Regions from separate parts of the Mus musculus genome. Here region 1 is linked to region 2. A link is a loop called in an ENCODE intact Hi-C map of the cell type or tissue named here. Cell type or tissue: left cerebral cortex. All regions are shown on one strand. Each heading gives the region's core, and the rest is flanking DNA. Links, peaks and the distances in the headings are about the cores only.

Region 1 (15,773 bases), core at 6,451-14,450, 110 kb after region 2:
GGAGCTAGTGACTAGGGAGGTCTCAGGTGTGGGCTGGAAGGAATTGAGGGAGGGGAAACCTGTCAGGATGTATTGTATGAGAGAATTAAAAAAAGAAAGTAAGGGCTGGTGAGATGGCTCAGGGGGTAAGAGCACCCGACTGCTCTTCCAAAGGTCCGAAGTTCAAATCCCAGCAACCACATGGTGGCTCACAACCACCTGTAACAGAGATCTGATGCCCTCTTCTGGTGCGTCTGAAGACAGCTACAGTGTACTTACATATAATAAATAAATAAATCTTTAAGAAAAATAAATAAATAAGAAAGAAAGTAAAAGTGCCTGCATGTATACACATGCGTGTGCATGCACACACATGGAGAGGTACAGAAAAGAAGGAAACACAAAACAAAGCAAATCCATCAGACATAAAGGAAGTCTTTGATGAGCACAGACTAAAGTTCAGATTTCACTTACTATGCCAATATGGTACTCTGCAGAATCAAGTTTACCTTTCCTTACATGAAAGGAAACAATTCATCTTCTGGGTTTGGTATTACCAAACTGGAAAGCTGGGTCCACATGGACTTACATGTATGTAGTCTTTTTTTTTTCTTAAAAATTTTTAAAAGATTTATTATACGTAAGTACACTGTACCTGTCTTCAGACACTCTGAAAGAGAGTGGTTTTGAGCCACCATGTGGTTGCTGGGATTTGAACTCAGCACCTTCAGAGGAGCAGTCAGTGCTCTTACCCACTGAGCCATCTTGGCAGCCCATATGTAGTCTTCAAATTTTTAAATTTGTATTACATTTATTTACTTATTTATCTATTTGTATATGGGGGTGATAGGTCAGAATAAGTTTACAGGAGTCAGGTAGGTATCTCCCGCCACACGTGGATCCCGTGAGTTGAACTCAGGTCACTGGACCAGTCCTCCTAATTCAGAGCATAGTATTTAAACAAAGACATTTAGAAAGTAGATTCCTTCTGATAAAGCCCAAAGATTAGAACTGTGAACCAAAAAATTCTGCAAATTCCTCTCTTCCTTCAGGAAAACCAATGAATTGAAACCCAGGAAGAAGACCATTCTTGGACCCACATTCCTGAGGCACAGAACAGGCTCTGGCCCCTGATCCTCAAGCAACATCTACCACTGATGAGAGAGTGAGAGGGCATACAAACTGCACGGATGATCTAGCATGAGCCACTCAGAAGTCACTTCTACCTAGTGAGAAAGAATAACTCTAGATTTACCAATAATTCACTTTATCTAGCCAAACACACTTGATGAGAAACACTAAAGTTTATAAAGAAAAAGCCCTGAATTTTCCCTTTAAATAAAGTTAGCAGTAAGGCACCATGTTTATTCCAATTAGAAAGCTGCTATCAATGTTCTAGCAACACAAATGCAGATTGAAACTGGAAGAGAAGAGGCACCAGCTCTGAAAGCTAGGGACACACGCAAGATCCAGATCAAGACTGCTCCACATTCCAACCACATCTGGTTTTTTGGTTTTTGGGGTTGTTTTGTTTTCGAGACAGGGTTTCTCTGTATAGCCCTGGCTGTCCTGGAGCTCACTCTATAGACCAGGCTGGCTTCAAACTCAGAAATCTGCCTGCCTCTGCCTCCCAAGTGCTGGGATTAAAGGTATGTGCCACCACTGCCCGGCTTCTGGCTTTGTTTTGTTTTGTTTGAGACAGGGTTTCACCATGTAGCCCTGACTAGCCTACAACTCACTATGTAGACAAGGATAGTTTCAAACACATAGAAATTCACTTGTCTCTGCCTTTCATATGCTCAGTTCCAATCATATCTGCTGTATTAGTTAGGGTTTTACTGCTGTGAACAGACACCATGACTAAGGCAACTCTTATAAAGGAAAACATTTAATTGGGGTTGGCTTGCAGGTTCAGAGGTTCAATCTATTAACATTAAAGTGAGAGCATGGCAGCATCCAGGCAGGCAAAGCATTAGGAGGAGCTGAGAGTTCTACACTTATTCTGAGTGCAAACAGAAGACTGGCTTCCAGGAAGCTAGGGTGAGGGTCTTAAAGCCTATACCCACAGTGACACACCTACTCTAACAAGGCCACACCTCTTAATAGTGCCACTCCCTGTGCCAAGCATATACAAAACATCATATCTGCTAACTTCTCTTCCCATGTCGATGAAGTGGAAATGAAGACATGGGGGAAAATGGTGGCTGATAAAAGCTTGGGAAGAAACTATTCCTCCAGCTTTCTTGTGTATGTGCCCAACTTAGTAGCCAGCATGGGTACTGGAGTAGATGGGATGAGTTGGAAGCCTCAGAAGACTCCCCTGAGGTCATGTTACACCATTTACATCCAAGTCACAAAACTAACAGAGATGATTTTTTCTCCAGGGTCTGCTCTATATCTTCAGATCCCAGGCTGCTACAAACCACTCCTTAGGGAAAGCCCCAGCATGCTGCACAGCGGCAGAGGGAGTGAGCACTTGGTAGCACTGTCCTCCCTGACACTCCAGACATGACCAGCCATGAGAGGTAGGGGGAAATTATCCAAAGCTACTCAAGTAGAGGTGGCTAATCATGGACTCCTGTCTCTTGGTTCTCCATGCAAGAATCTTTTCATTAGACAGTAAAGGTTTCAGAAGTATCTGGGCCTAGCAGAACTTGACCTCAAGAGGTCAAAGCCTGAACTGTTTCCTCACATCACTAAGGTGGTGAGTCAACACACATCTACTGAGCCCTTTTCTCAGGAGCCTATGTTCAGAAACTCAGATACCAACTATAATCTATCATGCAGCTCACAGCTTTATTTCATTTTTCTACAAGAGTCTTGCTATGTACGTATCCCTAATTGACCCTGAACTCCCTATGTAGCCAGGGCTGGCCTCTAATTTGCAGCAATCCTGCCTAAGCTCCTGAGTGCTAGGATTGCAGGTCTGAGCCCTGGGTCTGGCTACACAGCTTTGTTCTCCACTGCCTTTCATTACACCACTGTCAGCTCCTTGATGAAGGCCTGTTTCTCAGCTCTCCTGGCCTCCTTTGGAACCTGGTAAAGTGCAGAGCTCAGAAAGCATTCAGTCAGTCTGTCAACAATGAGAGAAATGTGGTAGATACTTGGTTTCCTATTTTCTGTGAGTCAACAATAAAAGGTTCTGAGGTACTTTCAAGACTTACAAAGAAGCCATCCTTGACAACAATGTTTTTAAAGGTTTTATTTGGGTTTTAAAGGTTACTTGAATCCGGAAGTAAGTCTGTCCACAAGCTTCCAGATCTAACTCTATTTATGGGGAAGGCCAGGAGAAAAGAGCTAGCAACAGAGGCCTGGTTTGTGAATCTCCCAGTGGTGGAAAACAAGCATTTGCCCTTCTCCAATCTTACTCACCAACAGTTTCCCCCACAGTAAAGCAAGATAACCTTTAAACCTCTAAAGATCCTGAACCAAGCTGGGCATAGTGGTACACGCCTTTAATCCCAGCACTGGGGAGGCAGAGGCAGACAGAGTTTGAAGACAGCTAGGGCTACACAGAGATATAAATAACCAGAGGATCCTGAGGCCGTGTTTTGGAAGGCAGTGATCTCAGGAGTAGGTGATTGCTAAACTGCACTTCTCATCATCACAAGACAAACATACACCAGACAGAAATTCTTGTCCTCTTAGATAAATCTCCTGAACAAGAGCAGCTGCAGACATGGGGAGAACTCTGTCCTCTACAACATGGAGACTGACCCAGCAATTCCATTTCTAGAAACAACACTGCAAAACCACATTTACGAGGGAACAGATACCCATGAGAGAAAACTCATGGCACCTTCATCAACACAATGAAAAATTAGGGTTTGGAAATACAACCTGTACCCAAGTTCAAACATAGCATGCGTGAAGCTCTGGGTTCAAACCCAGCACAACAAAAGTATATATTTTTTTAAGTTGGAAAATGAGAGCTTGGGGAATGGCTCAATCATAAGCGATCTGTCCTGTACACATGAGAGCCTGAGTGTGGGTCCCCAACAACCATGTGGAAAGCTGGCATTATGACACAGAAATGTAATGTCAGCACACTGAGGACAGGGGATGCCAGAGGGTTCCTGGAGCTCATGGCCTGTAATTCTTACCCACCTGGTTCAGGCTCAGTGAGATCCTGTATTAGTGAATAAGGCAGATACAGAATTAGGGCACTTGCTCTCACAGAGAACTTGCTCATTCCCAACACGCACATGGTGGCTTACAACCACCTCTAACTGGTTCCAGGAAATCTGATGCCCTCTTCTGACCTCCACAGACATATATGCAGGCAAATCATACACACAAAATAAAATGAATAAATCTAAAAATATTTCATCAGCAAGAGTGAGAGTGATAGAGAAGACATCTGGCATTTACGTTTGGCTTCCATATATACTTGTAGGTACACAATCTGTGTATGCACCCTCAAACATGTGCACACACATGCGCACACACAAACATGTACACAATATAAACACATATACACACAAAACAAATAATTTTAAAAACATAATTAGCTTTAACACTAGCACTCAAGAGGCAGAGGCAAGCAGATCTCTGTGAATTTGAGGCCAGCCTAGTCTACAGAGTTAGTTTCAGGACTGTCAAGGCTAAACAGAAAAACAAACAAACAAACAAACAAACAAACAAAACTGTAAATAAAGAATGTTCTAATCGGCTTGGACCAGCAGTCCAGGCCTGTAATCCCAACCCTTGAGAGACTGAGAAAGGAGTACTGCTGCAAACGTGAGATGCACCCAGAGACACACAGACTCTGCCTCACAGAGGAGAGGAAGAGGGCACCAGCGAGATGCCTCACCAGGTTAAGAGGACTTGCTGCCAAACATGCCATTCTGAGTTCACTCACCAGAACCCACATGGGATAAGGAACCAACACACTCCTACAAGTTGTCCCCTGACCTCCACCATGTGCACATGTGTGGCACATGCACACACACCCTGACACAAAGTAGCAAATATAAGAGAAAACTTAGAAACAACCCACATAGTCAGCAATGAGAATACTAATTCCAAACCAGCCCTAGCTACATGACACCCTACCTCAAAAAATGACACAAAATGAAAATAAAAGAGGGCATAAAAATTAATTAAAAGCCAGGTGTGGTGGTGCACGCCTTTAATCCCAGCACTTGGGAGGCAGAGGCAAGCGGATTTCTGAGTTTGAGGCCAGCCTGGTCTACAGAATGAGTCCAGGACAGCCAGGGCTACACAGAGAAACTCTGTCTCGAAAAAGAAAAAACAGCAACAAAAAAATTAATTAAAATAATTCATACAATGGAATTCTCTTCAATGACGCAATAGAAAGGTGCATTACAAGTACAGGTACAGCTCAGTGGAAGACAACTTGCCTAATCTGTGCCAGCCCTCAGTGCCACAGAAAGGAGAGCAAAACTATGTAAATCAACATTGATACTATATACCAGAATCGCTATCTGTGATATAGTGTAGAATACGCCTAAGTGTATGTATCTATTATGCATGAGAGATTTTATTCATTGATTCTTTTACTTACTGAGAGGGTCTCATACAGCCCGTGCTGACCTTGAACTTGCTATGTAGGTAAAGATGACTTTGAACTCCTGTTCCTCCAGCCTCTACTTCAAAGTTCCGAGATCACAGACCTGTATCTCTACGTTCAGTCCTTTGTGGTGCTAGGGACTGAACCCAGGGCTTCCTGAATGCCAGGCAAGCACTCCATCCACTGACTGAGCTTTATCTCCAGCTCTCCTTCTCTTTAGATATGATTTTTTTTCTTTTTCTTTTATTTATTATTTATTATATGTAAGTACACTGTAGCTGTCTTCAGACACTCCAGAAGAGGGAGTCAGATCTCGTTACAGATGGTTGTGAGCCACCATGTGGTTGCTGGGATTTGAACTCCGGACCTTCGGAAGAGCAGTCGGGTGCTCTTACCTGCTGAGCCATCTCACCAGCCCTTTTTTTCTTATTATTACAAGAGATTAGATCAAAAGGCTTCACATATTCAAGGCAGGTGCTCAACACTGAGTTATATCTCAGCACCATTTTGGCAATGGTGTTTTAAAATTTCTTAGCCAGGTGGTAGTGGTGCACGCCTGTAATCCCAGGACTAGGGAGGTAGAGGTGGTAGATCTCTGACTTCGAGGCCAGCATGGTTCAGGCTCTGTAGTTCAGGACAGCCAGGACTACACAGAGAAACAAAACCTATCATTCATATATAAATATAAATATATGTGACACATATGGTGGCACAGACCTCTATTCCCAGTACTTTGAAGGCAGAAGAAGCAGGTAATGTAGCAAGTTCTAAGCCAGCCAGGACTATTATCTCAAAAACATCATCATCATTATTTGTGTATGTGTATGATGTGTGTTTTGTGTATATCATGCATATAGAGGTCAGAAAACAACCTTTTGTTTTTGAGGCAGGGTTTCTCTATATAGCCTTGGCTGTCCTGGAATTCACTCTGTAGACCAGGCTGGCCTCAGTTGAACTCAGAGATTTGCCTGCCTCTGCCTCCCAAGTACTGGGATTAAAGGTGTGTGCATTCAACCTCTGCCTGGCAATTGTTACATTTTTATTAACCCCACCCTCAGAAATACTGATCTAGTAATTTTCCCTGAGTTCTCCTTTCCTAGCCCACAAATGTTTACTGATTTCCTGCCTTGGAAAAACTCTATTAGGACAGTGATAAAAAGAAGACAGTCTTTGCTCTCAAGGGATTTACAGTCTGGACAGTCCTCATAAAATCCTTTGACCCATTAATTTTTTTTTCAAGACAGATTTTTTTACTAGACAGTGGCTGTGGCTGTCTTGGAACTCACTACGTAGACAAGACTGGCATTGAACTCACAGAGATCCCCTGCCTCTGCCTCCCAAGTACAGGGATTAAAGAAGTGGGTCACCAATCCCAGCTGACCCATCACTCTTATGACGCCCAGAAAGGCCACTTCAAATCTGCAGCCTGAAAAAGTCCCTCAGCTAATTTTCTTACAGCAAAGGAAAACATCACACATATTTCTACCTTAACATCGACTATGCTGACAATGAAAGACTGTGTCAAGAATAGGTCAGTGATGACCTAGCCAAAAGGTGTTTGGAAAAGCCTCTTTCCAGTTCTCAGAATTCCTTACCTCTTTCTAGGGCGTTACTTCTCAAATTCTCTCCATATGTCAAGATACACACAGAGAATAACACTACTGTCTAGTGCTCTAGGTCAATGAAGACAGCTCCTCTGAGCTGTCCTGAAGTTTAAGGGTCAATAGTGTCAACGGCTTACAGCACAGTAACATCACCACACGGCTGGTTAAGCACTGAGGAAGGTCAGAGTAGCTCATAGACCATCCTCATACTAACAAAGCCAAATGAAAGGCCAAACCAAATTTTCACTCATCCAACTATGACCTTGTGACTGACTTCAGCATCTGTTTCAGATCCCACAAGCATTTGGATTCTCAAGGACATTCTGTTCCAAGTGACAAGGAAATCTACAATGTGAAACTATACCTCAAAGTCAGAGGCAACTTTCCTGTAGGCTGCACTTTCTCTGGCTCATTTATTCATCTTAAGCACAGGATTACAATTAGACTTAGAAAACTTGCCTATTCAGCAAACTCACCCTCTAGTAAATTAGAACCCTAAATCCCTTTAGAGGAGTGATCAACTGTATCTATCTGATGAGAAATGATGTTATCAGAGCTCTCAGATACCTACAAATGACCTTGAAGAAAACACAAGACACAGGGCATCATCCCACACACAGACAATATGAAGAACAATTTTAGAAGACGTTTTTGCCAGGCAGTAGTGGTGTGTGCCTTTGATCCCAGCACCCAAGAGACAGAGACAGGAACTCTTTGTGAGTTCAAGGCCAGCCTGGTCTACAGAATGAGTTCTAGGACAGCCAGAACTACACAAAGAACCCTGGGGTGGGGTGGGAAATGATGACATTATCTAGCTGGGGCTTGTGGGAAAGGCCCATAATCCAAGCTACTCAGGAAGCTGAGGCAGGAAAATCCCAAGACCTGTCTCAGAGTGAGTTGAAGTCCAGCTTGGATAACGTAGTAAAACCCCATCTCAAAATCAAAAGTGGGGCTGGCAAGATGGCTCAGTGGTTAAGAGTGCCCACTGCTCTTCTGAAGGTCCTGAGTTCAAATCCCAGCAACCACATGGTGGCTCACAACCATCCGTAATAAAATCTGATGCCCTCTTCTGGAGTGTCTGAAGACAGCTACAATGTACTTACATATAATAAATAAATAAATATTGTTTAAAAAAAAGAATGTTTTTAAAAAAAAATCAAAAGTGAAAAAGATGGCCAGGGTTCTACCTCAGTGGTATTAGTCTTGATTAGATCCAAACCAAAAACATCAACCATGATGTGGCTGGCAAGAGAGCTCAGTGGCAAAAGCACCTGCTGTCAAGACTGACCCCCGATTCTATCTAGAACCAACAGGAGAACCAACTCTCACAAACTGTCTCCAACCTACCTACCTACTCACCGACACGAGTGAGCACACACATACACACAGGGAGATAGACAGATGGACAGGGAAGTTTTCTGGGGCTAGGGGTGTACCTCAATAGAACATTATTGGCATATATTTAGATCTTTCAAAGTCTTTCCAAGGTATGGGCAACGATCCATAACAGGAGTCTACAAGGCCAGTAGCTTCCAGGGGCAATAGCACAAATCTTCATCCAAGAAGTACAGTAATATCATTAGCTTTGCTTTCTTAATTTCAAGACAGGGTCTCACTCTGTAGCCCAGGCTACACTGACTGATGAACTCACTATAGAAGCAGGACTGACCTCAAACTTAGAGCAATCCTCCTGCCTCAGTCTCTTAAATGCTGGAATTACAGGTGTGCACAACTATGCCCTGACTGCATCATTTTCACAATTTTCTGAAAAGGGGACACAGCTCAGTTGTTAGAATGCAAAATGCCCAGGATCAATCACTGTACAGGGGGAGGAAGGAGACTTAAAAAAAACTTTAAAAGCACAGATTTCTACCTCATATCTTGTTTCTTTCTTATTTTTTGTTTTGCTTCATGAGACAGGGTCTCACTCTGTAGTCCTGGCTGACTTGGTACTCGATATGCAGTCTGGGATCATCTCAAGTACCATGGTAATCCTGCTCCTTCTGCTTCGCAAATGCTGGGGTTACAGCATTTAAGCTACCATACATTGTAAGCTGACCATGTAGCTAAGTGAAAAGGGTTCAGGCCCTGAGTTCAATTTCCATCAACGAAATCAGCAGAAAAATAAAGTGAAGACTCCCCCCACCCCACCCCCAAGACAGCCTCACTATATCAGACTGTCCTTTAACTTTTGGGCATCCTCCTGCTTCTCTCTCAGGAGTGCGGTGATCACAGGCATGCACCACCAAACCAGGGCTTTGGAGTATTTTGTTTTTGAGACGGGGTCTCATATAGCCCAGGTTCGTCCTAAATGTACTATGTAGCCTAAACTAGCCCTTATTGATCGGAAGTGTAGTCTACCACATCTAGAGAAGAGTAAAACTCTTGAATTTGTATCTTGAAAAAAAATACTTCAAGATGTCACTGTTTGCTGTGACTATCTCAAAATGCTGGCCATGACAGATGTTCCCCCAAGGCTTAATCTGTATCTATTCAAGTCAGTGTCCCGATAGCTTTAACTAAACACTACTACTGTGTGAACGCAGGAGACAGTTTTCCAAGGAAAAGACATTGGTGATAGATTCAAAAAGACACAGGTTAATTTCCTCTACTGGTGAGTGAGGGTGGAAATGAACGGAAGTTTCACAAACCGAGAAAGCAGCTATCTGAACCTCGAGGGTATGAAACCACAGAGTTAATAGGAGGCTCACATGCCTCAACAAAACACTACATAATCGCAGTACAGACGTGCCCAGGCGTTCTCTGCAGGGCTAGGTAGGCCACATCCGATTATGATAAGCTTTGAATGCTGCAGGCTACAAGGTTTAGTTTTTCCCTACAGTGACTAAGGAGGCAATTTTAACGAGTGATTTTTCTGGTGCGAATTATACACGCAGCAGCTTCAGAGGACTGAGCGGGGCTCTCCTTATAAGTATGACAGGTTTGCCTTGCAAGCGACCCAGCTGGACTCTGGCCCTTTTTCCAGCCAGTACATGGAAGCGATCGATGGCCCCCGCAGGACCCTGGCGTTCAGTCGCAAGGGAAGGGTGTGGAGTAGGCGCCGCACACAACAAGGTTAGATCAACCTGACCCGCGCTGGACGCGGGACGGCTGGGCCACAGACAGGCAGATGACCAAGTCCATCGGGCCTAACGCGGCAGGAGGTTTCGAGGCCATGCCTGGGGACCGCGGGTAGCCACAGCCCGGCCTGCTCCCCAGCCCACAGGCCCCAGTGCACGGGGACCGAGGGCTCGGAGTCGCGCCAGGCCCTGGCTGCGCCCGCGGCTGAACTCGCAGGCCCCTCACGCCGGTCAGGCCGAAGCCCCGAGCCGGAAGGCCTCACCTCGCGCGGGCGGCGGGCTCTCCGGAGTCTCGGCGGCTCAGCCCACCGTCTCCCAGCCCAGGCCACGGGCGCCGCCGCCATCCTCCCGCGTCAGCGTGGTGGCGTCATTACTGCGCGCGCCTGACGCCAAAACAAACTTGGGCGGCCAAGGGACGGAAGGGAGGCGGAGCCTCCAGACGCGAACGCAAGTGTGTGTAGGGGGGGGGGGGGGTTCGGAGTGCCTGCCAATCAACGTCTTCGGGGCGGAGCAGAGCTCTTTTCCAGGGGTGGGTCTGTTTGCCGCTAGACACCGCTGGGGAGCCATTTGTGGAGGGAAAAGTTCTGGGAAAGGTAATGACCGAGAGAAATGGAAAAAAAATGGCAAGATTCTTCTATAGATGAAGGAGTTCTTGAAGGGCAAGGGAGTGTGTCATCACGCCAGGGCTAATTTTTTTTAATGTATTGATGCAAAAACAAATGAATCACGAGATTTATAACATAAAATAAAAAGTAAAAAAGATTGTTAATGTATTGATGCAAACACAAATGAATCACGAGATTTATAAAATAAAATAACGAATAAAAAAGATTGTTACCAAGCTTGACATGGTGGGCACATTCCTTTAATCTCAGCACTCAGGCAGGAGGATCTCTGAGTTCCAAGCCAGTGTGGTCTACAAAGCTAGTTCCAGGACAGTCAGGGCTATTACAGAGAAACCTGTCTCAAAAATAAACAAAGAAGCTGGACGTGGGGGCACACGTCTTTAATCCTAGCACTCGGGAGGCAGAGGCAGGCAGATTTCTGAGTTCGAGGCCAGCCTGATCTACAAAGTGACTTCCAGGACAGCCAAGGCTATACAGAGAAACCCTGTCTTGAAAAAAAAACAAAAAATTAATTAATTAAAAAAATAAAGATTTTTTTTTTTGTACTAACACACTAGGTTTTGAAACAACTTTTACTTTTTTAAAAAAGACAAAACATCGTTAGCCTGTAATCCTAGTACTTTGGAAGCAGCAACAAGAAAGACTTTAGTTTGAGGCTAGCCTGGTGTATTTATTAAGGTCCTATCTCAATAAAAAAATTCATCAGTGTGTTCCCACATGCCTATAATCCTGGCACTCAGGAATTTAAGGGGATATTGCAGTGAGAGGTTTAAAAAAAAAAAAAGGCCAGGTTATAGAAGTTATAAGTTTTCTTGGGATACAGATTAAGACCATCTTTCAAAATGGCAGCAATGAAATTTGTTTCTCAAAGGGTTATGGGATTACTAAAAACATGAACTTTAACCCAGCCTGGTGTGATTTGGGAAGCAGAGGGGGGACCTCTGAGTTCAAGGCCTGCATGGTCTGTCTATAGCAACAGGATACCCAGGGCTGCTGCACAGGGAGACCTTGCCTAAAAAAAACAGCATGAGGAGGGGTGATACCCAGAGTAGGGCTTCCCCTTCTCAAAAGAGACAGGGAAAGTGGATGGGGGAAGGACCTGTGTGACTGATTACTGAGAGGAAAGGAAGGGGTGATAAAGTGAATAAATAAATAATTTTTAAAGGTTTATTTTTTTTATGTAAGTACACTGTAGCTGTCTTCAGACACACCAGGAGGAGGCGTCAGATGTCATTACGGATGGTTGTGAGCCACCATGTGGTTGTTGGGATTTGAACTCATGAACTCTGGAAGAGCAGTCAATGCTCTTAACTGCTGTGCCATCTCACCAGCCCAATAAATAATTTTAATAACAACAAAAAAGGAGCATTGATTTTGGGGCCAAATCTGGGATCAAATCCAGCTCTGACATTTCCACAGTTATATGAATTCTCGGGGAAGATGTCACCCTCAAGCCTTTCCATACGAATTTCCTATCCTTATATTTACTATGAACATATTGTAATCATGATTTTAGTCTCACAATAAAAAAATAATATAGAAGTCCAGAGTTGATAACACTCAGAAATCTATAGTCTTTTATTTGTCAAGGTATTTGGCAAATAAAGGAACGAGTATTTACTCGTATACGCTGTATATTCAGGTATTGGTTTGGGATCTAGGGAAAAACACAGGCTTAGCAGGAACGTGTTCTGGTGTGATGGCAACTGGTCCCAGGACATCTATCTGAATGGTCAACTCCACCTTGTCTATATAGATCTACAGCTGTAGAACACTGTGACCGTGCTTAGACCTAGGTAGCTATGCCTAGGCACCGGCATCTTGGCTATCATCCCAACCGTCTGCGCTAGCTCTGAGATAAAACCCATAAAGCCTTTAAGCCCCTGGCCACAGAGCAAAGTCTTCCCCCACTCAACCTCCGATCCCAGCCCATGGCAGAGTAGGGACTTAGGGAGCAAACATCAGGGTAAATGTAGGTCACTGTAGGAGGGTTGTAATCCCCACCCCACCAATGGCTGGCCAGAGCAGCCATCCCTGCTTACAGAAGCAGGCTATTCCTGGCCATTTACTAGGTCTAGAAAACTATCAGGATCCGAAGCTCCAGCACACCACTCCCAACTATACGCCCATGCTGAGGGAGGTGTCCCAGGATGACATGCCCTGGAGTCATTTTTAGTACAAGCTCATGTTGACTATAAAAATGCCCATGTTGGAGTTAAGAGATTCTTTCATTCCTTATTCTCCACGCTGTACTCTTTATTTTTAGATTGGGTGCTAGAGACACAAAAAGCACCCTTTACCTTTGAGGAGTCCACATCTGTGAATTTTCACTGGGATGTAGGTAGTCACAATCCAGTGTTATGCGGAGACAGGGAAAAGCCCCAGCTCTGTGTATATCTTGAGATACTTTCCATTCAGCTTATATTCAATTACAGAGTACTTTCTAGAAGAGGTGAGGACAATCAAGAAATAGCTGTTTCTTGACCAAGAAGAACGATGAAAGAATATTCTAACAACAACAACAACAACAACAACAACAACAACAAAATAGACGTGAGCTGTCCATGCCTTTAATCCTAGCACTCAGGAGGCAAAAGTAGGCAAATCTCTGTGAGTCTGAGGCCAGCCTAGTCTACAGATAGTTTCAGGACAGCTAGGGCTACACACACACACACACACACACACACACACACACACACACACATTGAAAAAATATATATATAGCCAGCAAGATGGTGACCTGAGTTAAATCCCTGAGATCTGTGTAGTGGAAGGAGAGAGTCGATTCCTGTTAAGTTTTTTTCTCCTGACTTCCACACGTGTACTGTGTCACATCTGCCAGCACCCTCTCTCATACCTACACACAATAGATGTATTTTATAAAACAGATAGACAGGCTTAGCAAGGTGATACACAACTTTAGGTCCAGTATTCAGGAGGTAGAAGTGGGAAGATCTTTATGTATTTGAGGCCAGCTTGGTCTATGTAGTGTTTTCCAGGACAGCCAGGACGACATAGTGAGATATAAAAGTCTAGGTCAATGAGGGGCTTGGGGCTGGGGCTGGCTCAGAAGAGCATTGACTGCTCTTCCAGAGGTCCTGAGTTCAATTCCCAGCAACCACATGGTGGCTCACAACCATCTGTAAAGGGATCCAATGCCCTCTTCTGGTGTGCTTGAAGAGAGCAACAGCGTGCTCACATACATTAAATAAATAAATACTTTATTTTATTTTATTTTATTTTTTGGTTTTTTGAGACAGGGTTTCTCTGTATAGCCCTGACTGACCTGGAAGTCACTTTGTAGACCAGGCTGGCCTCCAACTCAGAAATCTGCCTGCCTCTGCCTCCTGAGTGCTGGGATTAAAGGCGTGAGTCACCACCACCCGGCTTTGGTGCCACTTTTTTAATGATGAATTTTAATGTTTATTATTTATGTATGTATGAGTACATGTGCACACATATAACAATTCCTATGTGGAGGTCGGAGGATAACTTGTGGGAGTCAGATGACTATAAGACTTGCAGGCAAGTACCTTTACTGAGTGCTAGGTCATCTCATTGGCCTGTTCGTTCTCTCTCTCTCTGTCTCTCTCTCTCTCCCTCCCTCTGTGTGTGTGTGTGTGTGTGTGTGTGTGTGTGCGTGTGTGTGTATGTGTGTATGTATGTATGAAGTGGGAGTGTGCATACCAAGGTCAACCTGTGCATCATTCCTCAGGTGCTATCTACCTTGTTTTTTGAGAGATATCTCTCTCTCTCTCTCTCTCTCTCTCTCTCTCTCTCTCTCTCACCTGGAGCTTACTGATTAGGCGAGGCTGGCTGGCTCTCCAGCAACTCCCAGAGATGCAGTTGTTTCTGCCCTCCCCAGGGCTGGGACTACACACCAGTGCATGCCACCACTCTATGTTTTACATAGGCCCTAGGGGCCAAACTGAGGTCTTCCGACTTGTGTGACAAGCACTTGGCTGAGCGAGCCCCCCAGCGATTCCGAGCCACTTATAAGGCAGCCCTCCAAATGTGCTATCACCTCCCGTGTGCTACCTTACCTCTGAGACTGCCCATCCTCAAGGACTGGGTAGGCAGAGCTGGTTCTGCAGGGAAGCAGAGCAGGGAATGCAGAACCTTGTAGGTAAGTGGGAAGGAGCTTAACACAAGCATCAGTTTCTCAACTCAGAAAGTAGAAGGAGCAAAAATAGGAGAAGCCCACGAGGGGGCCATTACAATGTCCACAAAAGTCCTCATTTTTAAGGCTAGGAATGGCAGCCTATGCTTGTAATTCTAGCACCTTGGAAGAGGAGGCGGGAGGATCACTCCAAGTTTGAGGCCAGCCTATTCTAGGCTAGTCAGAGCTACATAGGAAGTCCCTATCTTAAAAAAGAAGAGGAGGAAGAGGAAGAAGAAGAGGAGGAGGAGGAAAAAAAAAGAAGACATAGTGTTAACCTTCTCTGTTTTTCTGGCCCCAGTGCAATGAACAGTGGCTCTGCCCGCACCACATACTCTTCGTGGAACACTGTTGCTTCCAAAAGGCCTTCTTGAATAATGTTCTTTCCTCACTGCAAACCCCAAAGAGCAAACTTGTGGAAAGCAGAAGCCAGAGCACCCCTCTTTATGACCTCAGCTTTTGTAACTTCTGATCCTGTCAGGGGGTTGAGTTTAGACTTAGACAGGGGTTTCCGGGTGGGCTTCTCTTTGGACAGTCCAGACCTCAGAAGACCGAGCACTGAGTCTGAGCACGTATTGAAGGCTGAGGTTTAGTAGAGGGAGAAGCAGGCCGCAAGGAACCTGAGAAAGACCTCGACTGGCCACCAGGGGTGAGTAGTTGAGGGTAGGAGTCTGAGATGGAGAACTCTCACCCTGGGGTCCCCGTTGTAGTCCCCAGCCGCTGCCACCACATTTCTGCCAGGTTGGGAAAGGCAGAGAAGGGCTGTGCATTCTGGCAGATCCTGGGTCTCTA
Region 2 (15,773 bases), core at 4,341-12,340:
CAATGAATCTCTCCTGTGAGGTTTGTTGCATGGTGTGTCTTTGTGGCACTTCTTGGCTCCTGACTGCCGAGATAACCTTTGCCAAGAAAACCCTTACATCTGATCTTGGGCACCAAGAGACTTTTCAGAGGCACTAGTCTGGTCTTGGTCTAGCCATTAATAAAAGGACTCAGTAGCCAGGCGTGGTGGCGAGCACCTTTAATCCCAGCACTCAGGAGGCAGAGGCAGGCAGATTTCTAAATTCGAGGCCTGCCTGGTCTACAAACTGGTCTGAGTTCCAAGACAGCCATGGCTATACAGAGAAACCCTGTCTCAATAAATAAATAAATAAATAAATAAATAAATAAATAAATAAACCCAAAACAAAACAAAATAAAATAAAAGGACTCAGAACATTAACTGGCTTAACCAGCGCGGTTATCAATAAATCATTTCAGTATCCCATTTCTCCTTTTCAACAGAAGAGTGGCTTCCTAATCCTCCTGTAGCCTGTAGCCATAGGAACCCTTGTTTTCTTTTTCTTCCATAACTTCTTTCTTCTTTGTCATCTCAGAGAAGGGCAGGTCCTACACTGTGCCAAGAAGCTTAGGTATTGTGAAGCAATTTCCTCCAAAATAAAACCTTTTATCCTCAAGGAGAGCTAGTTAGCCACACTGGATGTTCTAAAGAGAGGTGAAACCTATCCTTTAACCTTCCATGCTGGAGGGGGGGCCTCTCAAAGACACAGGATGGGTTTTTTTGGTTTTTTGAGACAGGGTTTCTCTGTGTAGCCCTGGCTGTCCTGGAACTCACTCTGTAGACCAGGCTGTCCTCGAATTCAGAAATCTACCTGCCTCTGCCTCCCAAGTGCTGGGATTAAAGGTATGCGCCACCACAGCCCTGGACACAGGATGTTTCTAGGGGAGATGAAACATTCCTTCCTTTTTAAAAGGAAGGCCATAGACTCCTGAAGTAAACAGCTCAGGAAGGCTTCCAGAAGTTCCTGAAACAGATATACCAAGCTCCTCCCACCCCAAGCATACATAAGTGATAAGGACTCCTAAAAAGTACTCTCTCTGATTAGTTAAGCCACCTGGGAAAGACAGCCTGGCTGAGCGGCTAGAAGCAGCTCAGACCGAGTTGTGGAATAGAGACAATCTCCAATCTATCTGGCTGCCTGAAAGTTGTACAATATACTCTACATGTCTGTCTTTTAAGAGTTGTCATTCATTCTGTTCCTGTATGTAACTCCTCACCCACACTCCTGAAGTAAGGCCAATAAAATTCATTGGATCATTATATTATAATCTAAACAGACAAACAAACAAACAAAAATCCCTCACTGGTTCACAAAGTTGGACTCTGTACTTGGCTCTGTCACTGGTCCCCCATCTGAGATGAGTATTACGTTGGTTCACATCTCTCCAGAAAAAAAGGTCACACAAAACAGGCAACTGGATTAAACACTCTGGAGACTGAGGTCAGTCTGGGTAACAAAAGTAAGATTCTGTCTTTAAAAAAAAAAAAAAAAAAAGAATTGCCGGGCAGTGGTGGTGCATGCCTTTAACCCCAGCACTTGGGAGGCAGAGGCAGGCGGATTTCTGAGTTCGAGGCCAGCCTGGTGTACAAAGTAAAAGACCTTCCTGAAGAAGCTTGATGGCCTAAGTTTGACCTGAAGAACCCAGGAGGGCACTAAAGAACCACCTCCCAGGTCGTCACGTGACTTTCCCATGCACCTCCAGCTCCCCCACACATGAACATTTTGTTAAAAGAACCTTAAATTGGAACATAACTCATGGTTGAAGGTCTACGCAAAGCCCTAGCTAGATTTCATCTCTGGTACTGAGAACAAAAGCCTGACTGGTCTCCCAAGACCTGACCTTGCCTATCACCTTACCCCACCCCGTGTGTTTGTCTTCCTTCCTCTTAGTCTACAAACATGCAAGTCATCTATAAACAACTTCCTTTATACTCTCCTTTCAAACCTCAAACTTCCTATACTCGCCCGCACTCTCCCTGCCCCACTTACCCTTAAACACCTGACAGCCCAATTTCTACTTCCTGGCTTGCTATTCACGCCTCAGCCCCGAGCCCTCTAATATACCTCGGCTGTTCCCAGTTGCCTCACTCTTTTATCAAATACCTCCTGGCTTTCTTCTCATAGTTCATTTGCTTATTTGGTTGATCATCTATTTGGCTGATTAGCTATAGAGTATTTTTGTTTTTATATTTGTCAAGATGGGTCTCATGTAGCTGGATCTAAGCGAGGTAGCTCTCACATCTAAGATTAGCGCTTGGGAAACTGAGGCAACAGTATAGACTCTGGGCTAGGCTGGGCTATTAAGATGCTATCTCCAATAATAATAATAATAATAATAATAAATTAAAGAGCCGGGCGTGGTGGCGCACACCTTTAATCCCAGCACTTGGGAGGCAGAGGCAGGCGGATTTCTGAGTTCGAGGCCAGCCTGGTCTACAGAGTGAGTTCCAGGACAGCCAGGGCTACACAGAGAAACCCTGTCTCGAAAAAACCAAAAATAAATAAATAAATAAAAATTAATTAAAGAAAAAACAACCAAAAGCCACATTTGTTAAAGGATTAATCTCTATTGCAACATTTCCAAAAGGGGCTTTGGGTTTCATCAATAAGTCGATGTACAGATATGACTGAGAGGTGTCAGAGACTTGCAGAGATGTGGCCCAGTTGGAGGAAGTATCCTGCTTCATTTCCTCTGCCTGTTCCTGATACAAGGAGTGAAGCCTCCTCTAACACACACACACACGTCATGGATAACAGAACTATCTCCAGCTATTTCTGATAAGTGCTCAACTGAGAACACTCCCTCACTGTCCCGTGTCAGCTTACTCCGGCAATTCCATTTTCCTATCAGATCTTTCTGAACCTGACTCTAAAGCCCTAATATCTCTGGGGCAGCCAATGGATACACTTACTGACTTAGTGCCCAAAAAAATCCTGTGACTACCAACACCAACCTCGTCAACGTGCTTCTTACTCCGATTCTGATTCTCTTTCTCTTCTTCCGAACTTCAACTAGTTCACGGGTGTACTGAATGGGGCCTGGGCAGTGACATGACAAATTATCTATCTGCCCATCTGACCCACAGCCTTCTACTGCCCAAGTCCTGAGGGCATCAGGACCAACAGAACTCATCAGTATCATGCGTGTGGATCTCTTTTGACTTTAGTGAGAGATCATGAGTGGAGGTCCCATTCTGCCTCCTCAGTCTCCCACACACTGCCATACCTAAAGATGAAACCTGTCCCTGCTCCCCTGTGACTCCCAGAAAGAAAGGAATACCTTACCTCACAGTAAACAATGTCCGCTCCATAATCCAGGGCTAGGAGGCGCATTGGCAGAGTCCCCACCCGAACCATCGGGGCTAAGATGAGCTTATTGTGGTAGCACAGGGAGAGGCTGTTCACAATCATTCCTGCTCTGTGATGCCTGAAGAAAGCAAAAATATTGGTTAGAAATACAGTGGTGGGCAGGTGAGCTGCCTCAGTGGGGAAAAGCGCTTGCTGCATAAGCCTGACCATCTGGAGTTCGATCCCTGGAACCGGCAGTAGAAGGAGAGAACTGACTCCTGAACACTGTCCTCAGATCTCCATGCATACCATGCCCTACCATGCGCACAATTAAAAAATACTTTTAAATTTAAAAAAAAAAAAATGTAGAGGGCTGGCGAGATGGCTCAGCGGTTAAAAGCACTGACTGTTCTTCTGAAGGTCCTGAGTTCAAATTTCACAACCACATGGTAGCTCACCACCATCCATAATGAGATCTGACACCCTCTTCTGGTGTGTCTGAAGACAGCTACAGTGTATTTACATAAAATAAAAAAATACATCTTTGGGCTGGAGCAAGCAGAGGTCCTGAGTTCAATTCCCAGCAACCACATGAAGGCTCACAACCATCTGTACAGCTACAGTGTACTCATATACATAAAATAAGTGAATAAATCTTTTTAAAAAAATGTAGAGTTGGAGAGAAATCTCAGTGGTCAGGAGCACTTGCTGTTCTTGCAGAGAACCCAAGTTTGATTCCCAAGACCTCCATGGCAGCTTGCAACCTTCTGTAACTCCGGTTTCAGGGGTCCTGGTGCCCTCTTCTAGCCTTCACAGGCACCAGGCACACATGTGACACACGTGCAGGCAAAAATCCTTATATACATGAAAACAAGAAGAAAAAAAGAAACATACGTGGAAAAAAATCCCTTCTGTCATGCAGGGCAGGCTTTCTCCATCCTTTGAATACTGATCTCTGATTCATGTTCAGTCATAACAACTATTCATTAAGTGCCAGTCACTGTCACAGTCTCTTGGGAAGAAAGCTGTCATCATCTCAGAGAACAAAATGGACCAGCAAGACTATGTTTCCTGCCTCACAGTGTCCAGCCCAGTGGGGGGGTACAAGTATCAAACAGTAAGCATATAAATAAATAATCAATTATATAGTATGCAGGGAAATTAGTAGCACACAGGAATTTAAAAAAAAAAAAGTGCCGGGCGTAGTGGCACACGCCTTTAATCCCAGCACTCAGGAGGCAGAGGCAGGAGGATTTCTGAGTTTGAGGCCAGCCTGGTCTACAAAATGAGTTCCAGGACAGCTACGGCTATACAGAGAAACTCTGCCTAGAAAAAAAAAAAAAAAAAAAAAAGCAGATGAAACAAGACTGAAAGCATTAGGATTGGTTTTCTTTTTTCTTTTTCTTTTTTGTTTTTAAAGGATTTATTTACTTATTCTATGTAAGTACACTGTAGCTGTCTTCAGGCACCCCAGAAGAGGGTATCAGATCTCATTACGGATGGCTGTGAGCCACCACGTGGTTGCTGGGATTTGAACTCTTAACCACTGAGCCATCTCACCAGCCCCCAGGATCAGTTTTTAATAGAGAAGCTGAGGTATGCTTCAATTAAAAAGATACGACTTAAACAGAGATGTGAATTAACCAAGTAGGGATCTAGAAGAACGCTCAACAGAGGCGATAGCCAGGGAGAAAGACCCAAGGCAGAAGTTAATCTGGTATGTTGGAGGAGTCGTAAAGAGGATAATATAAACTACACAACAGGGAAAATTGTGGAAGACCAATGTTTTAGGAGCAGCAGTTAGATGATATGGGGCAGTACTCAGATCATGCAGGTCTTTGAGTCTTAAGACTCTGTTGGCTCTTCAAAAAGTGACCCTGTAAAGGGTTATAAGTGGGGAAGTAGCAGGAGCTCACTCATGTTGTCAGAGGATCACACTGACTACTGTATTAACAGCAAACAGGGGAAGGGGTCATGAGGGGACTTGCACCCAGACGGATGGAGGAACGGATGGACAGACAGCAGGGAGATCAACTCAAAGGCAACTCAGTAAATCAACTTGAGAGATGACAGCGATTCAACGAGGTTGGTAAGCAGTTCTAGAAATATTTCGAAGGGAGAGACTGTGGAAACAAAAAGAAAGTCAGGGGTTGGGCTGGTGAGATGACTCAGCAGGTAAGAGCACTGACTGCTCTTCCAAAGGTCATGGGTTCAAATCCCAGCAACCATATGGTGGCTCACAACCATCTGTAATGAGATCTGACGCCCTTTTCTGGAGTGTCTGAAGTCAGCTACAGTGTATTTACATATAAATAAATAAATAAATAAATAAATAAAAAGTCAGGGGTTGGGGCTGGGGCTGGGCCTGGGGCTGGGCATGGTGAGCTCTAAGCTAGCCAGGGGTCCATGAAGAAAGAAAGCACAGGGTCGGGGGCAACAATCAAGCATCAGGACTGTAGCTTACTAGTAAGGCACTTGACTATTACCAATGCACAGGCCCTGGCCTGCATCCTCACTACAATAAAGAAGAAAAATAAAATTAAATAACCTATGTCCTATGTTTGTTTTTTTTTTAAGGTGGGTCTTGCTATTACAGTACAGGTTGACTGGAACATGCTATACAGACCAGGCCGGCCTCCAACTCAGAGATCTACCTGCCTCTGACTTTTTTTTTTTTTTTTTGGAGGGGGGGGGCGGTTGAGACAGGGTTTCTCTGTGTAGCCCTGGCTGTCCTGGAGCTCACTTTGTAGACCAGGCTGGCCACAAACTCAGAAATCCACCTGCCTCTGCCTCCCAAGTGCTGGGATTAAAGGCGTGCGCCACCACGCCCGGCGCCTCTGAATTTTAAGTGCTGGAATTCACAGCATTTGCCACCACACTCAACTAAATTTTAATCTATGTAATGGTAAAGTCATCAATAGGTAGTTATTAGGAGTTCTAGGAACCTCAAAGATACCAAAATCTGAGGATACTCAAGCTCCTACATAAAATTCCTAGGTACTTTTGATTTTAGGGGGGAATTGAATTCAGGACTTCACAAACGCTAATAGGCAAGCACTTTATCACAAAGCTATGCCCCAACGCTCTCCCACATGATTTAAATCATCTGCAAACTGCTTATGACTAATGCAATATAAACATGATGTATATACTTGTTATACTGTATTGTTAGGGAGTAACATTAAAGAAAAATGTCTATACATATTTAGTACAGACACATTTTTTTTCATGAATATTCTCACTCTACAGTGGAAAATTCCACAGAGGTCCACCTATAAATATGGAGGGCCAGCTCTAATGAATGAAATTAAACTTTTTTTTTTTTTAGATTTATTTATTTATTATATGTAAGTACACTGTAGCTGTCTTCAGACACTCCAGAAGAGGGAGTCAGATCTTGTTACAGATGGTTGTGAGCCACCATGTGGTTGCTGGGATTTGAACTCCGGACCTTCGGAAGAGCGGTCGGGTGCTCTTACCCACTGAGCCAACTCACCAGCCCATGAATGAAATTAAAACACTTTCTCCAGACGTTAGGAACCTCCCAGGTAATCAATCCACAAACATTGACCTTATCTCCCACTCCAGACACTTGATGCCCATTTTTTCAGATATGTTCAAAAAGTATGAAGTAAAAAAAAAAAATTAAACGTTTAATAACCTGAACCACTAAATTCATGTCAAGTAGTCTGCTTGACCGGTGCTATGTGAGATAAGTTTCATCACTCCAGGAGGGTAACGGGACCCTTCTTTCTACTTCTAGTCAGGCAATTCGGAATCTGCCTGAGAAGCCAGTGGCTATGAGCAGACCGCTAGAGTGATGGGTCCAGGCTGAGATGCATGGGGGGGGGGGGGGGGCGACGACAAGGAAAGGAGGGTGAAACTTGCCTGGAGAGGTAGGGTCAAAGTGTAAAAAAAAAAAACCTGAGAAACTACACCTGAAAGAACGGAGACCATCTCTCTAACTTCAAAGACGAAATAAGCTGAAGGCCACCAGCATGCACTCTGGGTTCTAAACTAAAGAACTGGGTTGAGCTTAAACCCAGACTCCCAACTTCTGTCTCAGTCCCCTGGCCTACCATTCATTCAGTCTCAGCAAACTTGCATCACCCAGGCTTTGAGTGGATTGCATATCTACGAAAACATCGTCGAACTTTGTACCTTTGGAGTTCTATGGGATGACTGAGCGAGGCAATGAAGACCACAAGTTAAGACTATCAGAAATTAAGCACTCAAATGACAGAGGCCATCCTCACTCGATTCCTTGAGCCAGGGACCCATGGCCCCCTCCTACTGCGGACTCCCATTCCTGCCTCCACCGAGTACCCTTCCCCAAAGATGACTCCAATCTGGACATCGCCATGCCGGGTGGAAACCTACAGACCTCGCAGCCACTGAACTCTTAAGGATCCTCCTCCCTCCTTCCAGCCGGTGCTGCAGCGCCACACGCCACCCTGATCCGCGCCAGCCACCGTACTCCAGACTACGGTGGCGTGCTTGACGTCATTAGCGCGCGCCTCTTCTGCATCAAGGGAAATATGGCTTTAGCCGGGCCATCGCGGCTGCTGGCGTTAGCAGTACGGTTGCTTCTGGAGCCTCGACGGAACCTAGTGGTGCGCGGTTCCGACCAGTCCTTGCCAGTGGTGCGCGTTCCGCGGGCTCTGCAGCGACGGCAGGAACAGCGACAGAGCGGCCGTGGGAGTTTGCAGCGGCCAGTGCTAGTGCGCCCCGGTCCCCTGCTGGTCTCGGCGCGGCGGCCGGAGTTGAACCAGCCCGCACGCCTCACGCTGGGCCGTTGGGAGCGAGCGCCACTGGCTTCCCGTGGCTGGAAGCATCGGCGATCGCGGCAAGACCATTTCTCCATAGAGCGAGTGCAGCAAGAGGCGCCCGCCCTGAGGAACCTCTCGTCCCGGGGCAGCTTCGTGGACCTGGGTCTGGAACCCCGAGTGCTGCTGGCGCTTCAGGAGGCTGTCCCCGAAGTTGTGCAGCCAACCTCAGTGCAGTCGAAAACCATCCCCCCACTGCTTCGAGGCCGCCACCTCCTTTGCGCTGCGGAAACTGGCAGTGGCAAGACGCTTAGCTACCTACTGCCCCTATTTCAGCGGCTCCTGAGAGGGTCAGACCTGGACTCCCGCAGTTTCACGGCTCCTCGAGGCTTGGTTCTGGTACCTTCCCGAGAACTAGCCGAACAGGTGCAGGCAGTGGCCCAGTCACTGGGTGGGTACTTGGGCCTGCAGGTGATAGAACTTGGCGGAGGCCTCGGGATGAGTAGGCTCAAACTTCAGCTGTATAGACGACCGGCAGCCGATGTGTTAGTGGCTACTCCAGGGGCGCTGTGGAAGGCTCTGAAAAGTCAACTGATCAGCTTACAGCATCTTAACTTCATAGTGCTAGATGAAGTAGACACACTGCTAGATGAAAGCTTCCTGGAACTGGTGGACTACATCTTGGAAAAGAGCCCTATAGCAGAAAGTCCAGCCGAGTTAGAAGACCCCTTTAATCCCAAAGCCCAGTTAGTGCTGGTGGGAGCCACGTTTCCAGAAGGCCTAAACCAGTTACTGAGTAAAGTCACCAGTCCAGACAGTCTGACCACCATTACCAGCTCCAAGCTGCACTGTCTCATGCCTCATGTCAGACAGACATTTATGAGACTGAAGGGAGCAGACAAGGTGACAGAACTGGTTCAGATCCTCAAACAGCAGGACAAAGCAAGTAAGACGGAACCCTCGGGAACTGTCCTGGTATTCTGCAACAGCGCCAGCACCGTGAACTGGCTTGGGTACATTCTGGATGACCACAAGATTCAACATCTAAGGCTGCAAGGGCAAATGCCGGCCTCAATGAGGGCAGGTATCTTCCAGAGTTTCCAGAAGGGCTCCCAGAACATACTTGTCTGCACAGACATCGCCTCCCGAGGCCTAGACAGTGTCCACGTGGAAGTGGTTATCAATTACGATTTCCCCCCTACCCTGCAGGATTACATCCACAGAGCAGGAAGGGTGGGTCGTGTGGGCAGCGAAGTGCCAGGGTCCGTTATCAGTTTTGTGACCCACCCCTGGGATGTGAGCCTGGTTCAGAAAATTGAACTGGCAGCTCGCCGAAGGAGAAGCCTTCCAGGACTAGCATCTTCAGTGGGGGACCCTTTGCCTCAAAAGGCCTGATTTTTGGTTGGCTTGAATCTAGTGCTAGAGCAGGAAGTTGAACACTTGTCAGTGGGCGACATTGAGTCACGCCAGCCCTTGCCTCTCTGAAAGCATGATGAATTGTTTGGAGATTTGAAAAGTAAACTACTGGACAGGATTGGAAAGTAACGTTCAGAAAATAAAGTGGATTTTGACTTTACACTATGTCATGATTTCTTTTTCTTCTCATTGTATGTGTGTGTGGAGGTCAGAGGGCAGTTTTGTGTAGTCAGGATTCTCTTTCCACCTTTCTGTGTGTTCCAGGGATCTAACTTGAGATCATCCCACTTGCTTGACAAGTGCCTTTACCCACTGTGCTATCTCAGTGGACCTCTTAGGAGTTTTAAAAAGTGATTTATCTGTGTGTTTTGAAACAAGTTGGCACTGTATATCACATAATGGACTTGGTCTCTAGTAATCTTCCTTTCTTTTTTAAAGACAGGGTCCCTTTCCTGGTAGTGGTGTCACATGCCTTTAATCCAGTACTCAGGGGGTAGACACAGGTGGATCTCTGAGTTCACTTAGCTAATACTATTTTTTGGGGGGCACCTATAATAGTAACCACCATTTGAATAGAGTTCAGTAGATTTTTATGACTTACACTCTACCATATGTAGGATTTTGTTGGCTTGGGTTAAGTTGCTTTGATTTTTTTTTCTTTTAGATTGATTTTGAAGTTGTCTATGTGTGGTATGTACGTGTGCTTAAGTGCACATGAAACAGGCACTTTCAGAACTTAAGAGAGTGAGTGAGGTCCCTTGAAGCTGGAGTTACATGCAATTGTGACTGTCCCCAGGCAGGTGCTGGAAACCACACTCTGGTCCTCTGCAAGTATGCGCTCTTACCTTCTGGGCCATCAATCTAAGTCCTTGTTTGGTTTTTATTGTTGCTGCTGTTGCTTCTTTTTGTCATGGTTGTTTTACCATACTGGCAGTTTGACCCCATGACCTCAAGCTTGTTGGTCAAGTGTTCTACCGCTGCATCTCCAAGCCTGTGTGTTTTGAAAAGGAAAGGGAAAGGGTTGCCCATTGGTTTTATGTCTCTGTGCCAGGAGTGTGTTTTCTACAAAATACTATTTCTACAAAAATATCCTGCCAATCCCACTCTGTAATGTCACTAGCAAGACCTGTTTTCCCTTCCAACACTTTTAACATCCTCCTAACTTTAAATATAATCACCTACAACACTTGTAAATATGATGAGCTTATCGTCATGTTTCTGTCAGCTATAAATCTGAAATCCCATCATGAATAATACGAAGCTGTAGTGTTGCTGGGAAAACAAAAAACCAAAAAACACTGATTCAGGGTCCCATGAAGTGACTAAATGGATTATGGCACCTGGCATCAAGTCTGACAACCCAAGTTCCTTTCCCGAACCCACATGGGGGAAGGAGATAACTGACTACCTCAAGTTGTCCTCTGACCTCAACACCATCTTGTGCAGCATGGGCACACACAGAGGCACACAAACAAAAAGTAAATGTGAAAAAGAATTTTTCTAAAAGCAAATACATTATCTGTGTGACCTTGGATAAGTCCAGAGATTCCTTTTTTAAAAAAAAATATTTTATGTATATGAGTACACTGTAGCTGAACAGATGGTTGTGAGCCTTCATGTGGTTCACTCACTCCAGCCCAAAGATTTATTTATTACTATAAGTACACTGTTGCTGTCTTCAGACAGACCAGAAGAGGGCGTCAGATCTCATTAAAGGTGGTTGTGAGCCACCATGTGATTGTTGGAATTTGAACTCAGGACCTTCGGAAGAGCAGTCAGTGCTCTTACCCGCTGAGCCATCTCACCAGTTCCCAGAGATTTCATTGTTTAAATTTGGCAAGGGTAGAAGGAGCCTATTTTTGGGTTTTGTCTTTTCAGTTTTAAGTTGTTGGGGTTTTTTGTTTTTTTATTCTTTTGTTTTTGTTTTTTTGTTTTGTTTTGTTTTGTTTTTTTGAGACAGGTTCTCATTATGTACCCCTGCAGCCCTGCTGCAAGAAATTTGCTCTGTAGACCACACTGGACTCAAACTTAGCTCTTCCTACCTTTGCCTCACAAATGCTGGGATTAAAGCTGGGTGTGGTAGCATATGCCTCATATATGCCTCTCCTACGCCACCACACCCAGCTTCAGTTTTGGGACGGGTCTTACTCTGTAATCCAGGCTAACCTCTTACTCTTCCTGATCCTCCCACCTCAGCCTCTTATTATTACTCCTACATTTATTGGAGGGAGCCCATGAGTGCTTCGCCCTTTAAACATTGCATTTATTTGTTGATGGGAAAACACTCTGTTGAGGTCTGCTCCACCCTCCCCCCGCCCCCATCATAGCTGTAGCCATTTTGTTCCATGCCTGTCAGCTATTTCATACTGTTGCTGTAATATGCCTGCCAGTCATTGACACAGGAAAAAATGACTCAGAGTGGGGTCATGATGACCACATTCCCCGTTCTGTTCTGTATGTTCTGAGGTTTGTTAATCTTGAGAAATCCCACAAAGCTTTATGTAGGGCCCATCAGATTAAAGGTCAATATGAACTGTTATCTCTAAAAATGGCTTGAGTCAGAGCTGACCACTGGGCAGCACTTCCTGCACCTGCATATGAACTCATTGTGTGTTTTATAGGGGTTTCCCCCCTCCCGCCCTTTATAAACCTGCCTTGAGAAATGTTTGATGTCGTAGTTCAGATAACTCTGAGCTATGTCCCTGACCGGACCCTGATCAGTATTAGGGTGTTTGTTCAATAAGCCATCCCTGTCTAGCTGAGATCAATGTTTGTGTATTTTGTGGCGCTAATCTCAGGCTCTAATAACTTTTGATGAGCTTGAATTCATGATCTCCCTGTATCCACTCCCAAGTGCATGCAAGAGTGTCCATTCAGGGTTTTGTTTGTTTGTTTGTTTGTTTGTTTGTTTGTTTTTCGAGAAAGGGTTTCTTTATATAGCCCTGGCTGTCCTGGAACTCACTTTGTAGACCAGGCTGGCCTCGAACTCAGAAATCTGCCTGCCTCTGCCTCCTGAGTGCTGGGATTAAAGGTGTGCGCCTCCATGCCCGGCTTGGTTTTTAGATTTTTATTTTATGTTTATGGATGTTTTGCCTGCATATATGTTTGCGCACCCTAATCATGCAGTTCCCTCAAAAGTCAGAAGGTGGCCCTGGATCCTCTTGGAACTGGGGTTACAGGCTGTTGTTAGTCTTCATGTCAATGCTGGGAAATGAACCAAGGTCTTATAGACAAGCAGTCAGTGCTCTTGTCTGCTGAGCCATTTCTCCAGCCCCAGATTTTTATTTTTGCTAACTGGTATATCTTTTACACTTGTTCAGATTTGACTTTTTTTTTTCTCCTTTTGAGACAGAGTCTAATGTTGCCTTGGCTAGTCTCAAACTCAAGAGATGGGATCAAAGATACACACCACCATATCCACCCTCTCTGGCTCTCTAATCCAACCAAATGTCTGCCTTTCTATTATTTAGGGGCAAGGAAGTCAATTTTGCTATGTAAGGTTAAACTTCACTCTGACCAACATCAGAGTTTGTGTTTCTGTACCCTCCAGAGGCAGCTGGGGTCGTGCTCACCCAGCCGTGCTCAAGTAGGCTACTTAATAGGCTAGGTGGAAGAGCCCTGACAGGATTCCTTGCTGCCTCTGCCCTGCTCCCCTTAAAACATCAAGGCTTAGAAGTTTATCCCTCAAGTCACAGGTTCCATATGTGACCTCAGTAAGTAGTGATGACATCACACCCCTTAGTTTCCATGGTAATATAACTACAGCAACTTGGACTATTTAGGAAAGCATTCCTATTGTCTCTATACGGCAGACAAGTCTGCCTGTCTGAGAATGACTGATCGCATATTTTATATTAATTCTAACCTGTCCTCTGTCCCCTGTGAAGCCTGTTATTCAAGTAAGTCTATACCAGGCATCTATCTGCACAAGGAACTTTGAGGTACATGTAACTTCACTGGGGACTGTATATTCCTCTTAGGTTTGTCTGTAACCCCTCAGAATTTCTCTAGTCATGATTAGAAGAAATGGTATACCACTGACCCAGAGTCCAACTATTCATGCTCTGTATTGAGGACAAATAACATGCCATCTATTTTAAAAGCTCCTAATCTATCAACTTAGCTTTCCTTTTGGGCTATAAAATAATTCTACCCACCCTCCTTTTTGTCTCACTAGGTAGCTCTAGATATCCTGAAACTCACAACGTAGACCAGGCTGGCCTTGAACTCAGAAATCAGCCTACTTCTGCCTCCTGAGTGCTGAGATAAAAGGTGTGTACCACCATGCCTGGTACCTTCAAATCCTTTATTCTTTTTTGTTTTTCCTTGAGACAATTGCAGTATGTAGCTCACCTGGCCTACAACCCTTCAGGTAGATAAGTCATGGCCTCAACTTGTAGCAATCCTCCTACCTTCACCTTCTAGAGGCTTCAAGTAGAGGTGCTCACTAGAATTTTTGAAGATTTACTGTTTAGGAGCTGTCAATATTGTGGCTCAGAGGTTAAGAAGTGCAAGGACCACTCCCTTTCTAAATTTTACTTATTTATTTAAAAATATATATTTACTTTTTATTTTTTATTTTTGGTTTTTTGAGACAGGGTTTCTCTGTGTAGCCCTGGCTGTCCTGAAACTCACTCTGTAGACCAGGCTGGCCTCGAACTCAGAAATCTGCCTGCCTATGTCTCCCAAGTGCTGGGATTAAAGGCGTGTGCCACCACTGTCAAGGCTATTTATTCATTCTTATCTCATATATCCTGACCACAGTTTCCCCTTATTCATCTCCTCCCATCTCCTCACCCCACCCCCACCATCTCTCCTCTCCCACAGATTCACTACTCCTTTCCCTTCAGAAAAGAGCAGGCCTCCTAGGGATATCAACTAAACACGGCATAACAAGTTACAATAAGACTAGGCGCACACCCTCGTCTAGTAATCAAGGCTGGATGAGGCAACCCAGTAGGAGGGGAAAATTCCCAAAAGCAGGCACGAGAATAAAAGACAGCTCTTTCTTGCTCCCACTCTTAGGAGTTTCGCAAGAACAACCAAGCCACACAACCATAACATATATTCAGAGAACCTCCGTCAGACCCATGCAAACTTCCTGATTGTCACTTCAGTCTCCATGAGTCTCTATGAGCCCTGGTTAGTTAGTTCTGTGGGACATTTTCTTATGATGTCCTTGACCCCTCTGACTCTTACAATCCAGGACCCCTCTTCTGAACTCTGTCTAATGTTTGGCTGTGGGTCTCTGTATCTACTTATCTGCTGCTATTGGTTGCTACATGAAAGCCTCTGAGATGACAGTGTTGCTGGACTACTGTCTACAAGTGTAGCAGAATATTATTAGGAATCACTTAATTGATTTTTTTTTGGCCCCTTGTGTTTGGTTCTACCCTAGGTCTCTGGGCTATCCAGGCTTTTGAAGCCATGTCAAGCATGGGCTCTCTCTTGTGATGTGGGTCTCAAGTAGAATCAGTCATTGGTTGGCCACTCACTCATGTTCTGCCCCACCCTTAGCCCAGCACATCTTGCAGGCAGGATATATTGTAGGTTGAAGGTTTTGTGACTTGGGTGGCGCCCCAGTCCTTCCACTGGAGGCCTTGCCTGGTTACAGAAGATGGACAGTTCAGGTTCTGTATCTACTATTACTAGGAGTCTTCACCAGAGTTTCTATTGTACTAGGTTTCTACCTTGTCCCGTTATGCCCACCCTTAATTCCAGTTGACTCTCCCTATACTCTCTCCCTCCATCCCTTCCCTGACCTGATCTTTCCTGTTCCCATCCCCACCCATCCCATCCCCAGTCTACCACTGCAATCTATTTCACTCCTCCCCTCCCCAGGAGATCCACGTGTCCCCACTAAGCCCTTCGTGTAACTTAGACTCCCTAGGTCTGTAATAATTATCCTTTACTGTACAGCTAATATCCATTTAGGAGTACATACCATGTTTGTCTTTCTGTGTCTGGGTTATCTCACTCAGGATTATTTTTTTCTAGTTCCATCCATTTGCCTAAAACTTCATGGTGTCATTTTTTAAGCATCTGAGTAATCACATATTGTGTATTAAACTCTGTTTATCCATTCTTTGGTTGACAGACATCTGAGTCATTCCAGTTTCTGGCTATTATGAATAAAGCTGCTATGAACACAGTTGAGCAGGTGTTCTTTTGGTAGAATGGAGCCTCCTTTGGGATATGCTCATGAGTAGGACAGCTGGGTCTTGAGGTAAACTGATTCCCAGTTTTCATAAAACTGTCATATTAATTTCCAAAGTGGCTATACA

The links. A loop is a pair of places that touch in the nucleus more often than their neighbours do. Peaks named below come from ENCODE experiments on the same cell type or tissue, not always from the same donor. Only the 100,000 strongest peaks of a DNase experiment are listed, where the experiment ranks them.
Region 1: a loop joins it to region 2, with 5 times the contacts of the local background. A loop is called at or near these places in 11 of 42 quality-filtered maps.

Annotation. Positions count from the first base shown.
Region 1 is chr8:105,895,227-105,910,999 of GRCm38, reverse strand. It overlaps Pskh1 (protein serine kinase H1), which reads right to left and starts at 10,526. Exons shown (of 3, transcript NM_173432.2): 1 at 10,460-10,526. In left cerebral cortex, for the core only: no CTCF peak of the experiment used is centred there; DNase peaks (open chromatin) are centred at 10,595 and 13,019; H3K4me3 peaks cover 1,725 bases; H3K27ac peaks cover 1,492 bases.
Region 2 is chr8:106,003,497-106,019,269 of GRCm38, reverse strand. It overlaps Ddx28 (DEAD box helicase 28), which reads left to right and starts at 7,784. Exons shown (of 1, transcript NM_028038.3): 1 at 7,784-9,654. The coding sequence starts at 7,846. The coding sequence ends at 9,468. Dus2 (dihydrouridine synthase 2) reads right to left here and starts at 7,792. Exons shown (of 16, transcript NM_025518.4): 1 at 7,692-7,792; 2 at 3,305-3,446. The coding sequence starts at 3,430. It also overlaps a transcript of Dpep2 not described here. In left cerebral cortex, for the core only: a CTCF peak has its summit at 11,184 (motif pointing right); a DNase peak (open chromatin) is centred at 7,801; H3K4me3 peaks cover 1,666 bases; H3K27ac peaks cover 812 bases.